Regions from separate parts of the Mus musculus genome. Here region 2 is linked to region 1. Evidence: chromatin loops called from intact Hi-C (ENCODE). Cell type or tissue: left cerebral cortex. All regions are shown on one strand. Links, peaks and the distances in the headings refer to the core of each region. The heading gives the core; the rest is flanking DNA.

The links. Hi-C counts contacts between places; a loop is a spot of excess contacts. Peaks named below come from ENCODE experiments on the same cell type or tissue, not always from the same donor. Only the 100,000 strongest peaks of a DNase experiment are listed, where the experiment ranks them.
Region 2: it touches region 1 in a loop (2.7-fold over the local background); 4 of 42 quality-filtered maps call a loop at or near these places.

What each region holds. Positions count from the first base shown.
Region 1 is chr4:23,909,935-23,916,238 of GRCm38, forward strand. No RefSeq gene overlaps it. Among named protein-coding and RNA genes, the nearest start is that of Gm31145, 78 kb to the left of the region's middle. In left cerebral cortex, for the core only: a CTCF peak has its summit at 3,690; a DNase peak (open chromatin) is centred at 3,697.
Region 2 is chr4:22,473,454-22,479,757 of GRCm38, forward strand. No RefSeq gene overlaps it. Among named protein-coding and RNA genes, the nearest start is that of Pou3f2, 12 kb to the right of the region's middle. In left cerebral cortex, for the core only: a CTCF peak has its summit at 3,683; a DNase peak (open chromatin) is centred at 3,679; H3K4me3 peaks cover 1,173 bases; H3K27ac peaks cover 1,019 bases.

The DNA.
Region 1 (6,304 bases), core at 2,351-4,850:
CTCATTGAACATGGAGATGCTGAGCTGGCGCTACAGACTCTTCACCTCTACGTTTCAGTATCTTTTATACAAGAAGATACACTGCAGGTGACCAAAAGAGAAACATAAGCACCAAACCAACCACAAACCCTGTGATATACAATGCTGTCTTGCCTGAAAGATATGCTAAGACAATAGTGGCACAAAACTTGTAGGAGTGACCCAACCAATATCTAGTTTGACTTAAAGTTTTCTGTGTTAGATGGAATCCATATCCAATACTTCTTAGGTGGCCAAGAACATGAGACTAGATATCCCAGGGACCTAGCTTAAAAGCAAATACTATTGATCTTATAAAATAATGAATAAAAACTAAAAACCTTACTGAGCGACTTTCTGCTATATAATAGATCAGCGCCTTACTCAGAAATCTTGAGAAAAGCCTGTTTCTGCAGTTCATACGAACAAATACAGAGATCAACAGCTAGATATTAAGCAGAAGATGAGAGTCCATGGGATACTCAGCCCTAAATAGAAGTCTCCATTAAATACCTCCCTTAGGGGTTCATTCAGTAGTGAAGAGGAAGCAGAAGGACTCTAAAAACCAGAGGTGATAGAGAACACCAAAAATCCAAGAACCTCTAAATCAACATGATCAAAGCTCTTTCGAACTGAGGCAGCTTGCTCAAGGACTGCACAGGGCTGTGCCAGTTGGGCTATTCATGCTGAAAGGATATACCCCAATACCTAACACAGAAGTAATCTCCAATTGATAACCTGTTCAAATGATAATTCAGTTGCCCACAAGAGAGTCTCAGTGAGGAAACTACTCTTAACTGCATGCCCAGTAGTAGTTGTCCAACAGACAATGAGCTCGGTGGCACTTTTAGAGGTTCCTTGTCTTATAATGTGGTGTCAAGATTCTCCCTTTAAAATTTATCTTATTATTTAATTTTTATTTTAATTTATATTTTTCTCCTCTCTTTTACTCTATAGGTCCTTTGTATATGTAGTATGACTTCCAGTTTAGTGTTTTGATGGGATTCCCGAGTGTATGAACTAGTGGGTCTGATTCTTGTGCCTTCTCTTAGGATCTTTTCCTTTGGTGTGTGTGTGTGTGTTTGTTTTGTTTTGTTTTGTTTTTTGTCGAATTCTGATCTGTTAGTTCTTCCTTCTTGCAATATTTTTGCTATATTTTATTTTATTTATTATTCTGTGTAAGCTGTTGGTGTTTTCTTTTTTTTTTCCATTTTTTATTAGGTATTTAACTCATTTACATTTCCAATGCTATACCAAAAGTCCCCCATATCCACCCACCCCTACTCCCCTGCCCACCCACTCCCCCTTTTTGGCCCTGGTGTTCCCCTGTACTGTTGGTGTTTTCTAATGAGAGACAGAAAGGTAGTGGATACAGGTAAAAGGGGAGGAACTATGAAGAGTAGAGGGAGGGAAAACTATAATCAGGATATTCCAAATGATAATATTTTTCAATAAAAAGGAAGCTTTTAATTTAATTTACAAAAGACAAAGCTTTTGTATCTATCATGATTCTTCATTGAAGGTCATGTAGTAATATTTGGTTGTAATTTTATGCACTCTACAAAGGTAGATAGTCAAACCTAGACTTATCAATTTCCAATTATAGGATGAATATCTAGAAGAAAGTATTAATTGCATTCAATCTTAAAACTGATTTAGGCAAGGTTCTTTTTCACATCTGCTTTCCAAACAAAAAGAGATAAACTTGATAAACTGTCAATTAATAACTTCTACGCTTTGTATTTAGCCACACGAATGTAAATTTTCCAACAAGTAATTTGCTTAATCATCACTAATTTTCATCCTTTATTAGAATGGTTCAGAAGTAACATATGTCAGGGCAGCATACTAACCTTTGAGAATTCTGCTCCTTAGTATGAGTTTTTATACTTAGTTACTCGGATCATGAGAGTACAGTTCCCATAAAGTCAATTGCTAGAAAGGTAAATGCGTTTTCTTTGATAAATCTGTTACAGTCTCTAACTAAACATACAATAAAATGATTTACTTACACTTAAAATATTTCATTAGAGAAAATTTAAAGCTAAGGGGAAAATACATTTGCTTCACATGTCATACAAACAATCTTAACAATTATTGTAACTTTTCTCACTCTAAAGATTCATTGGAAGCAAATGTATATTGTATTCTTACAACTATCCTGCTAAGCATTTTCACTCTAACTTATTTTCTGTAGCTTTTTTTATTAGCACAAATATTTAATATTTCTCTATTACCCACAATGCAATTAATAAACTTACTCCAAATATTAAGCTACTCTTGCCTTTCCCTGTTAACATTTGAGCAGTAAAATGTTGAAGTTAAAAGACAACTACCAGTTCCCAGGATTCAATCATCGAGTATATTAATAATTTCTAAAAAAGCATGCCCTTGCTTTTGAACCAGAAGTCTGGATCCTGATCTGTAGCAGGGATGGTGACTGCCTTGTGTATCATTCACTGCTTCTGTGCAGCGTGATCCTTGTTGTTAAAAAGGAAATAACAAGATAATAATGCACACTTTTGTGTGTCACACAAAAATCTTGTGAGAATTAATACTCAAAAAATAAGACTTCAGAGCTTAGTGAGAAAAGCACTTTAGAATATAAACACCATGCAATTATTCTTATTACTATGAGCTAGAAAAATGCTAGCAAGAAATGGCATGATTATTGTGGCATGCATTAAGCCAAATAAAAAAAGCAGACTTGTAGGGAATCCCATAGAAGATAAAAATTGCTTTGACCAATCCTTCCTTCCCTCCAGCCACTGAAAGAAATGATTTTTATAGCCATGTTAAATGGTACCCTAACTCCTTTCATTTTGCTTAAAATCTGTGATCCAGGAATTGTGTTTAAATGAAATTTCCATCAGCTTTTACATATTAAAAAAGCAAGTAGATTTTAATGCACATATTGAACATTAAATCATTTTTTGCTGCAGGTTATTGCAAGTAAATAGTAATTGTAAAGTAGATTCTTTTTGATGAAACAAAATGAAAATAGACTGTTAAATCTTCACCTTAGATTTTCTCATCATTTCATTAACAGTTCAACCAGGAATGGTATTTTTATAATGACGGACAGGAAAATCATACTCATCAATACGCATCCATATTCATCTGCAGGCACACTAACTCAGGTTCCTTACAAGAATAAAAACGAGCAAAATGACTGTGCCACTTAAGTTGAATTATAGGAATGGGTCTATTTGTTATACTGAATTGTTGCTTAATTCAAACACAAAATTTATTAAGAAATAAAAGCAAATTTAAACAAGAACTAGTTTTCATCACTACGAAGTCATTTTTGTCAGGATAAAAATATGAAAAAATAAAATAGTGGGCCAGATTAGATTTCCAGTGGAATAGCAAAAAAATAAAAAATAAATAAATACTTCTGCATTATATTTTGTTCACTGTATATGCAAACCCTTTGCATCCCCATTTATTATCTGTACCTTTGTAAAATACATCTTTTATGTGCAATTCTTTTCTATTTCTAACTGTGGGTTGTCCCAAACCTGAAATAAATTAAGCACTTTCAAGCACTGTGGAACTGCAAGATTTGGGTTATTTTAAATAAGAAGAATACAACAGCAATCCTTTAAGTGACAGTTTCAGCTGGTGCAGCCGAGAGCTGAGAACAACACTGCTGAGCTTGCATTGCCCCCTATGGTTGCTCTCTGACAGTTCTCAGCGCACAGAGGTAATGTGCCCTGCTCCCTCAGTGGGCCGGAACACTGTGCTTTCAGCCTCCCTTCTTACACGAGTAAGCATCTTAGAGTGTGACATCATTGACTTAAATCCTAAATTTGGCAAATACTGTGCTTGATTTTTACTAATACTCCTATCAATGCAGTAAACTAACACCCTATTAACAATGTCGCATGAACATTTCTTTCAATATGAACCATTTTGATGGTTATTTTGAGATATACATTTCATTTTTATCTCCAATTTTACTTCTTGTCAGCTTGGCACTATCTAGCACTGAGATATGAGTTAGAGCTACGCACATACCTGTTTTCACTCTCATTGGGTAGCCCAATGGAAACAGAAGCTACGTCCATGCCTCAATCCACCTGCAAGGTATCAGCAGAGCACAGACAAGTCTCCCTGATAGGCCAAACCCATTGATAGCTCCTCTTACTGTAGCCTCCCTCAGCCTTGAAGCAGGCTGATCCAGACTTTGACCTTGCTGCCACGAACAAGGAGATTACCTAGGGTAGCCTTCTGACCTTGATGGCTCTATTTGCTCTTCTCTAAGACTCTGCTTCCTGCTGAAGGGTCCTTGAGACGTTCTGGAGACACACACTGTAGATTTGTAAGGGCTGGCTCCAGGCACCAAGAATGGGCTGGGGGTGGGGGCGCTACCCTCTTTATAAGCAAGGACTCTCAGTAAACTTCAGAGGCTTTGAACAGAAAGGTTTGTCTTGGCCTCGTTCTTTTCTGATCTCTTTCAGCCTCAGCCCGCCTTTCAGGGGAACCCAGTTCACGTGGCCGCAGGCGGCTACATTTTACAATTATTGGATTAACACTTTTCTGAGGCCCCAGCTCTCTAGTAATATATCCTGAGAAGAATACTGGATTTGTAAGAGGGGTCAGCAAGAAAAAGATCTTGAGGCAAAGCTTGTAACCCAAAAAAGTTGAATGCCTTCGGGGGTCAGTGTATTCACTGTGTGTTCAGAACAGGATAGCCTTGGCTAGAAACGTATTCACTGGTCCTGTACGCCCCTCTACATGCTATGAGAGTACACTCTTTTCTTTTAAATCAAAGAAATGACTGTTTGTTTGGGGGGAAATGTGAAAATGTGTTTTCTACTTGCCATTATGTAAAAATGTCACTACACACACACACACACACACACACACACACACACACACAAAAGAAAGAAAAGAAAGCTAATCACTCCTTAAGTTGATAAAGTCTAGATCTAATAAATAGGAATATAGAATATAGATATATCTGCCTTATCTTTATTTCTATTTATCTGTTTGTGTAAATTTAGATAATACCAAGAAATAAATTTTGAAGAAAGCTAAATAGAGCCATGCCAATGGGTGCTTGTAATCATTTACCAGGTTTCTACCCTATATTTCACAGTATAAGTAGAATAGAAGTTTATATACATAAACTTTAACAAATAGATGCACATATATATGTATAATTATATACGTATATATTAGCTATAAAACAATATGTTTTCAATTTGACATCTTGGCTTCTAGTATCACCATGTTCTATTAACAAGTCATAGTTAGGGTTACTAATACTCTGGTGAAACAACATGAAGACAAGCAAGTTGGGGGGGGAATAGTTTATTTGGCTTATAATATTACAGCCTAATCTATCACTGAGCAAAGCCAGAGCAGGAACTCAAGCAAGGCAGGAACATGGAGGCAGGAGTCGATGCAGAGGCAATGCAGGGGTACTATTTACTCGCTTATTTCCCATGGCTTATTAACCGTAGCATGAGAAAAATATTTTAATTAATGATCACAGATAGGCTTTTTAAGTCTGTGAATATACATAATTTGCTGTCATTACTGAAGCATTATCTGACAAGAAAACAATGTCTATAGGTCTGTAAAGGTGGCAGAGATAAACTGTTCTGAAAATGGTTTCAGAGAACAGTGTCTGCTTTATTGCATGTAAGCAACCACTTATATATTAGAAACCTATCAACTGATTAGTTAGCATACTACCTCAGATTGGACGTAAGTGCTCATACCACCAGAGACTTTATGTGGAATAATCACATTAAAGGAATAATAGATAGTGTAAATTCATCCGCAGTCCAGTTACTAGCTACTCAGCTACCTCAGAATTCAATACTCTGATATCCAGGAGCATGGCACTCAGTAGCATCGTGTGCCTTGCTTCTAATTTAGAAGTGCAGTGTGCAAGGTAGGCTGATTACTTACTCATGCCTGCATTTTCTTCTACAATAATTAAAGATAACTAAAAGTTTTACTTAAGGGAGCATGAGGGATTGGGTAAATATACATAATGACATCAAATAATAGGAACTAGAATTTGACACTATATGGCACGCTGATGGAGCTCTTGCAGTAATCATTAAGCTACCAGTATTCTTTGTCTCTATACAACTCTATAAAAACACAAGTGAGAACCTACAACATAATCAACTCATAAAGATATCTCAAAAATACTGTAAATGAATAAAAAAGCACTCTCTTATTGGACCTAAGCTCCATTCAACAAGAGAAAAAACCATGACTGGTATTGGAAACCTAGCCAAATGTGCAGCATTAGTGAATTCAT
Region 2 (6,304 bases), core at 2,347-4,846, 1.4 Mb before region 1:
TTTTTAAGCTTTCAATGTGTGGAAGTGGGAAGGGAATTGTCTTATGTTGTCCAGACTGGTCTCAGCTCTCGGTCTCAAAGGATCTTCCTTCATTGGCCTCTCAAGTAGTTTGGACTACAATATTATGCCCAGATGACTCTTTAATAAAAACAATTGGAAGAAGATAAGACAGAAGATATATTAAAGAAAAGTGGTGAGCATCAAGCTTGCATTGTAGGAAATTATGAGGATGTCAGCTGAAGTTCTTTGGTGGAGTTTTTTCTATATGATGGGTAGGGAAACTATGTCTTCTAGTAATGCTCCTTTTTTTTCTTTCCTTTAAATTTTCTTAGTCACAGAAACACGACTTAGGACTGCAGCCAGCATAGTAGGTATATAATAGATTATCCTTGAATTAAAATTGTTATTTTGGTTCGTGTCAGCCTTTGAGTGGTTTCAAAGGATGGTAGTAAAACCATGTTGTCTCAATGGCTTCAGTGTGTGTGTAGGTGTGTGTGTGTGTGTGTGTGTGTGTGTGGTGCTGTATGTGTGTTGTGTTTTGTGAGTAGGTAGATAGTGTGGGGAGAGGAGAATGAAGTTGGGAGAGGAAATGAAGGTGGGGAGGGTGGGGGGAGCTAACATCCAAAACTGAAAAATTCTCTAAATTTTTTGTCTTCTTGTTGTTTTCTTCCTCCCCCCTCCCCCTTCCCCTCTCCCCCCTCCCTCCTCCTCCTCTCCTCACCTCTTTCCATTTAATTCATCCAAATGAGGGCATGGTCTCTCCTTTCTATTTTCTCTATTTTTAGCCCCTACAGCTACTGTAGCACCACTATTACACCACATTCACCCTCTTTAAGACTTCCTTGGCTGACCACATAGACTCCAGTGGGCCTTGCCTACCTATTTCCTGGCTAGTCTGGCTTCTGTCACACTTACAACTCATAACCACCACCCTGTACACTATGCCAGCTCTTTTTTTCCCCCAAAGTGTTATTTTCATTGAATCTTCCCTCTGCTATGACTCCTAATTGCCTTTTAAATCTAATTAAAACTTCCTTAAGCCCTCTAGCAGTTGACTCTAGGCACTCTCCCCAGCAGCCTTAAAGTGCAATTCCTGGTTTGTGAGAACCGTACTCACTCTCTCCTTCCGCTTTCCTGCCTCACAGTGGGCCGGCTGCCTCCTATCCTAGCCACACCTATAAAGTGTGGTCCTTATCCTGTTTCATTTGTTTCCTTGTGTAAACCATGCTTAGAGTCACCCCCCCCTTCTGTCTTTGATTATTTCAACTAAGAGTCCCAAACTGTCCTTTAGGTCATGCATGATGGGGTGTGTGCCTACATCACCCATGCCTTGATGGAGCACTCTTGTTAGTTAAGAGGCTCTAACACAATTGCAGGTATGTCCTGCTCTCCTTAGGACTGATGATCTGATCTTTCCCCTACAAATTCAACCTATGTCTAGTGAGCAGGCTTTAGGTCATGTTGGCTCTAAATACTTCAAAAACTCCCGATTCCTGCCTACCATCCTCCGTCCACTGAAGATGGGTTGCTATTGAGGCCTTAGACGTCACAGCCACCCTTCTCTCCTCTGACCCCTTATTTAGTGACCTAGAACCGAGGAACACTGGCTAGGATGCAAGCTGGGGTTCTTGTGTTTTGGGAGCTGATAGGACACCGAGCTCTTCCTGCCAGGGCTGCTTCTGGGTCTCGTCCAAGTGGTTTGGTCATCACCAAGAGCGCTGGATGATGCTGACACGGAGTTCCATCTGTTCCCCCCGGGGATGGGAGTTAGAGTGGACAGGTCCCCTGATCTAGGCTTTCCACATAAGGAGAGAAGAGTCTATCTGGCTCAGCACACCTACCACAAGCATGTGGAGGATTCAGGACCCACTGGCTAAACCTCTAACAGGAGAAAAGCCTTCATTCACTTTTGCCCTAGAATGCTGGCATAGAAGCTTGTGCAGATCCCTCTTGGCCACCCACAACCATTCCAGGGACCAACAAAAGGCCTTGCTCAAGACTTTTCTCAGCCACTTGCAACCAGCACAAAAACCTTCTGGCTCCTGGGACTGTGCTGCCAGGAGGGAAGAACTGTCTCAGACCACCGTCTCTCTTTCCCAGTGGCAGCAGGGACTTCTCCCCTTTGCTCCATACAGGGGTCCCTGGGGAGCAGGGCCTGGTTCCTGAGTAGAACAGTACCTCCCAAGGCTCCCCGTTTAGAACACAGTAGGCTGAGGGCTCCTGTGTGATCCAAACCCAGAGAGCAGAGTGTGACCCATCAGCAGTGTCCACAGTGTTTAAGCTGTTGTTGCGGTCAGTGCTGCTGCTTGCATTGGGTTGGTTTTGCGTGTATAAACCCAGAGTTCTTTTCATAACTGATTCAGGCTGCAATAAAAGATACCAGAGAAGTGTGCAGTTAAAGTTAAGTTGGCTGGCATAAAGAAATGGAATGGTTTGCAGAGTAGCAAGCTAGTTCTCCCTAGAATAATAATAGAGTAGCCACATTTGTTACAGTTACTAGAGTCCGGCGCTGGTGGTTCTAATAATGGTGTTAACCACAACCTCAAGCTTAGGCATTGTAAAAGCAAGTCTAGTGGATGGTGGTCTAAGTAGTCAGAATCAGTAGAGTGTCCCCATATATGAAAATTGAGATGGCTATCTCCACATTTCCTCCTCCTATGCCAGTAGATGCAAAGATGTGTAGCCTTATTTTTAGGTTGAAGGGATTTCTTGCTGGGCCCTCACAGCAGAGGCCTCACTAGAGTTTGAAATGACCACTTTCTATATGAGACTTCCATTTTATTTTGTGCTTCCATGTATGTTATATAAATGCTACTGGAAAATTTAAAGAAGCGCTATTATGCACAGCCTGCACATGAAGAAATGGATTTGGAAGTACCACAGGGCTTCTCAGATGTTTGTTGGCTGATAACTATGGGGAGGGGGAAGGGGTGGAGGAGGGCTGAGGTGCTGTCGCTCAAGCCTATCCAATCCAGTAACCACAAGTTTGAGCTGCCTGCAGTTCCTGTGTATGCATGTCCCCTCCTGACGTGACCTGGGGTAAAGGCAGAGTAAGTGGTGAAAACGGCACACAGTGTGGGAAACGGACTAACTTACTGGCTCCGAAGGAAGCAGACTGAGAGCTCTTTTAGGAATTTGGGAAGTGGATGTTTTCCCCCACTTCAACGGTTCTTTCACAAATGTGTCTCTGTTCAAGCGAACGCCTTAAATAAAATCACCTTTAAACTCGAAACTGAACAAGCCTTCTGTATAAAAAGATGTTCGAGGTCAAATTTTGACTTGGTTAAAATGCTACATTCGTCATTAACCGTGGCTTCCAACTTGATTCTCTGCTTTTGATTCCTACGAGAAGCTGAGAGTTCTCTGATGCACGTAATACTTGATTTTGACAGATAAGTTTGTAGGAGCAAAATATTGGGGTACATCTCTTCCTTCTCATCTTTGTTGCGGTAACTTTTAGTATAAAATGTTCTGTCCTCTCCAGTGAAACTTCAAACCTCTGCTAAGGAGCCCAGACTGGACATTTGGAAACCTTTGTATGAGTCATGCGCGTGGGGTCACCTTCATAACCTTTTCTAGGAGGAATGAGGCCAAGCATGCAGAGAGAGTGGGGAGAAGCACATTCCAGTCTGAAACTCAACTTTTGAACGGATCAGACTGTAAAATCACGAGTAGTTGCAAGTGGATGCCACTTTGGGGCGCCAAAGTTCCATTCGGCTAAAGGCTGCAATCTTGGGGTGAGAGCAGATGTACTGGGGAGGGGGTCTAGGGTGTCCTTTATTCTCCTGTTAAACTATCCTGGGAGACTTTGTTTCATAACAAGTCTGGACATGGGGGAAGAAGACTTTGTTAGAGAGGCCAAAGGAGGGTGTTGGGGGGTGGGGGGGGAGGTAAACTTACAACTGAGGAAAATCTCTTGTGAACTGACTTGGGAGCAAACGGGCCTCTTTGCTTTAGAAAGTCTCCGGTTTCTCAGAGGCCCTTGACCTCTTTTAAAGGAGGCTTATATTTGGGCAGGGTCTTCACTTCCCACTCCCACCCCACCCCCACCTAGACTAGCGACCTTGTTCATTCTGCGGTCCCCCGCGCCCCTTGATGCCTTCTCCCACGTCCGGAGGTCGCTGCTTCCAGGAAACCTGGCTCTCTCCTCCTCCTCAGGGCCACCGCGGGGTTGCGCGTCTCCTCCTGCAGCCCGCGAGGACTCTTCAGCTGGGATAAAGGGCGGCCTCCCCCGCCTGCAGGAGCCCTGGATGCTCAGCCGTCAGCTGCCGGGAGGCGCTGATTTCGTTCCCGCGCGGCCGTCGCTGCCAGGGGGGGGGGGGGGGGAGGCGGAGGGCCGCTGGTAGGGGGTGGGGGGACTGGGGCCCAAGGGCGGGCGGAGCGGGAGGCGGCAGCCTTGGCCAGCAGAAGCTGAGCTGCTGCCCGCCAGTGTTTATTACATCTCAGCCACCCTCAAAGGTTAGGAACGCGCATTTAGAGACACGATAATCCGAGTTTAAATATTAAAAGTAAAATCAGAACCAGTGGAGTATTTACCCAGAGACTGAGCAGACCTCCTTCTGCCAGGGGAGAGGACTTTGAGGAGCCGGCCGCGGGCATCAGCACTTCTTTGCCCCATTGGCACATTCAGGGCAGCAGGGACACTCTTGGGCTGCTTCCCCCGCTGTGGTGAGAGGAGAGAGCCTCAGACTCCTAGCTCTCCCAAGAAGATCGTAGCCTTGCGAGTTCGGTCCAAATCTTTTGCTTTGTCAGATTCTCCTTTTTAAGGGCTTACGGAACTAACACAAAAGGTGGCGAAAAGTGCATTGGATCAATAGCAAAGATTGTTATTTAGATAACGAATTAATCTCCCTGTTATAATACTTTTTTATAGTGAACTTTGTACCCCTTCCCTAAGAAAAAGGAATTTAAAGGGAAAAAAAGAGTCTCAAACAGGATTAAGGTTTTAATTACAACACCCTATCGAAATAGTATGTTTGATGAGCTGATCTTATCAATTTAATAGTCACGTTAAAGCTTCGGAAGTAGATGCACGGGAAATATGCTTAAGGGAGTCTTTTAAAAGTAAATCGCGCCTAAGAAACTGGAAGGCCAGCAGGTCAGAGTCGCTGCATCCAAGAAGGTTTAGGATCCGCATGCCCTACTCGGTCCGTGGGTCCGAGACCCGGGTGCGCATCTGGGATAGGGGACTGGGCCTGGCCTTGGGAGAACACTGAGCTTGAAGGAGGAAACCAACAAATAGGAGAGCTGCCTCTTCCAAGCCGAGGCCCACATCAAAGTTGGGGCCCCATAAGGGCGGTGCAGTTCACTGGGTTTGGGTCAGCCTTATATTCGAGGGGCAAATAAAGTAATTTGAGCATGCATCAATAGTTTTCCATAAAATACGAGCTAAAAGAAGTAATAGAAGTAATCACTGTCTCCTCAAATCAAGTAGAAAACATTTCAATGCACTAATTAGAGTAATTAGAATAATAAGCCTCTGCCTATATGTGGTAAGACAATGTGTACAAACAACTTTATTTAATGTATACTGGTAATCAGCGATGCGTGCCTGCTTGAATGCTTAGCGCAATAAAACTACCCTCCGTCCGCCCAAACAATCAAATACAAATTAGTTTAATGATTGTGCCTGCTGAATGTCTTAGAAATCCACAGGCAGAGGCGAGTAAATAGAAGCATCCCTGTTTGTGTACCACCCTGCCCCGGATAGCCGCAGGGCCTGGGGAGTGACCACAGGCAGACACGGCTGGATCTCCAGGATGCTCCTGAACTCGGGGCAGAGCCGTGCCCTGCTCCGGCACAGACCAGCGCTCCGCGGGAGTCCCTGCAAGTGTGGTTGGTCGCCTTCCCACTACAGTCAGGCAGTCCCCCCCACTAAAGTCCCGCAGCTTTAGGTACCCTTAGTACTCCAGCCCGCCCCGCCCCCACCCACCCCCAATGCCCGCGCGTCCCAAGCGGCCTCCCCTCCCAGAGGTGAAAGAACCCCCAACTCCCTTCTGTGAGGCTTTTGAGAGTTTCTTCTCACGTGTAAAGGCTCTCTGGAGGTTGGGAAAGGCGATGGATTGGAAGCATCCACCCAGCCTAAGAGTGAATGGGCCGGCTCAGGAGACTGAAGTCAGGCCTCCAGTCTTGGAGAGCTGCTGGAGGCTCCCCTCTGACTCGTTCGCACAGGGTACCCAGGGTTCTCCCCGCCCCCCATACAGGTTTCCTAGGAACTGACTTCGGACTTTAGGCTCACAAGTGAGTGCCGGGTTTTGGGAGAACCCTTTTCTTCCTTGCTTTAGCGCTTAGAAGACAAGGTTCC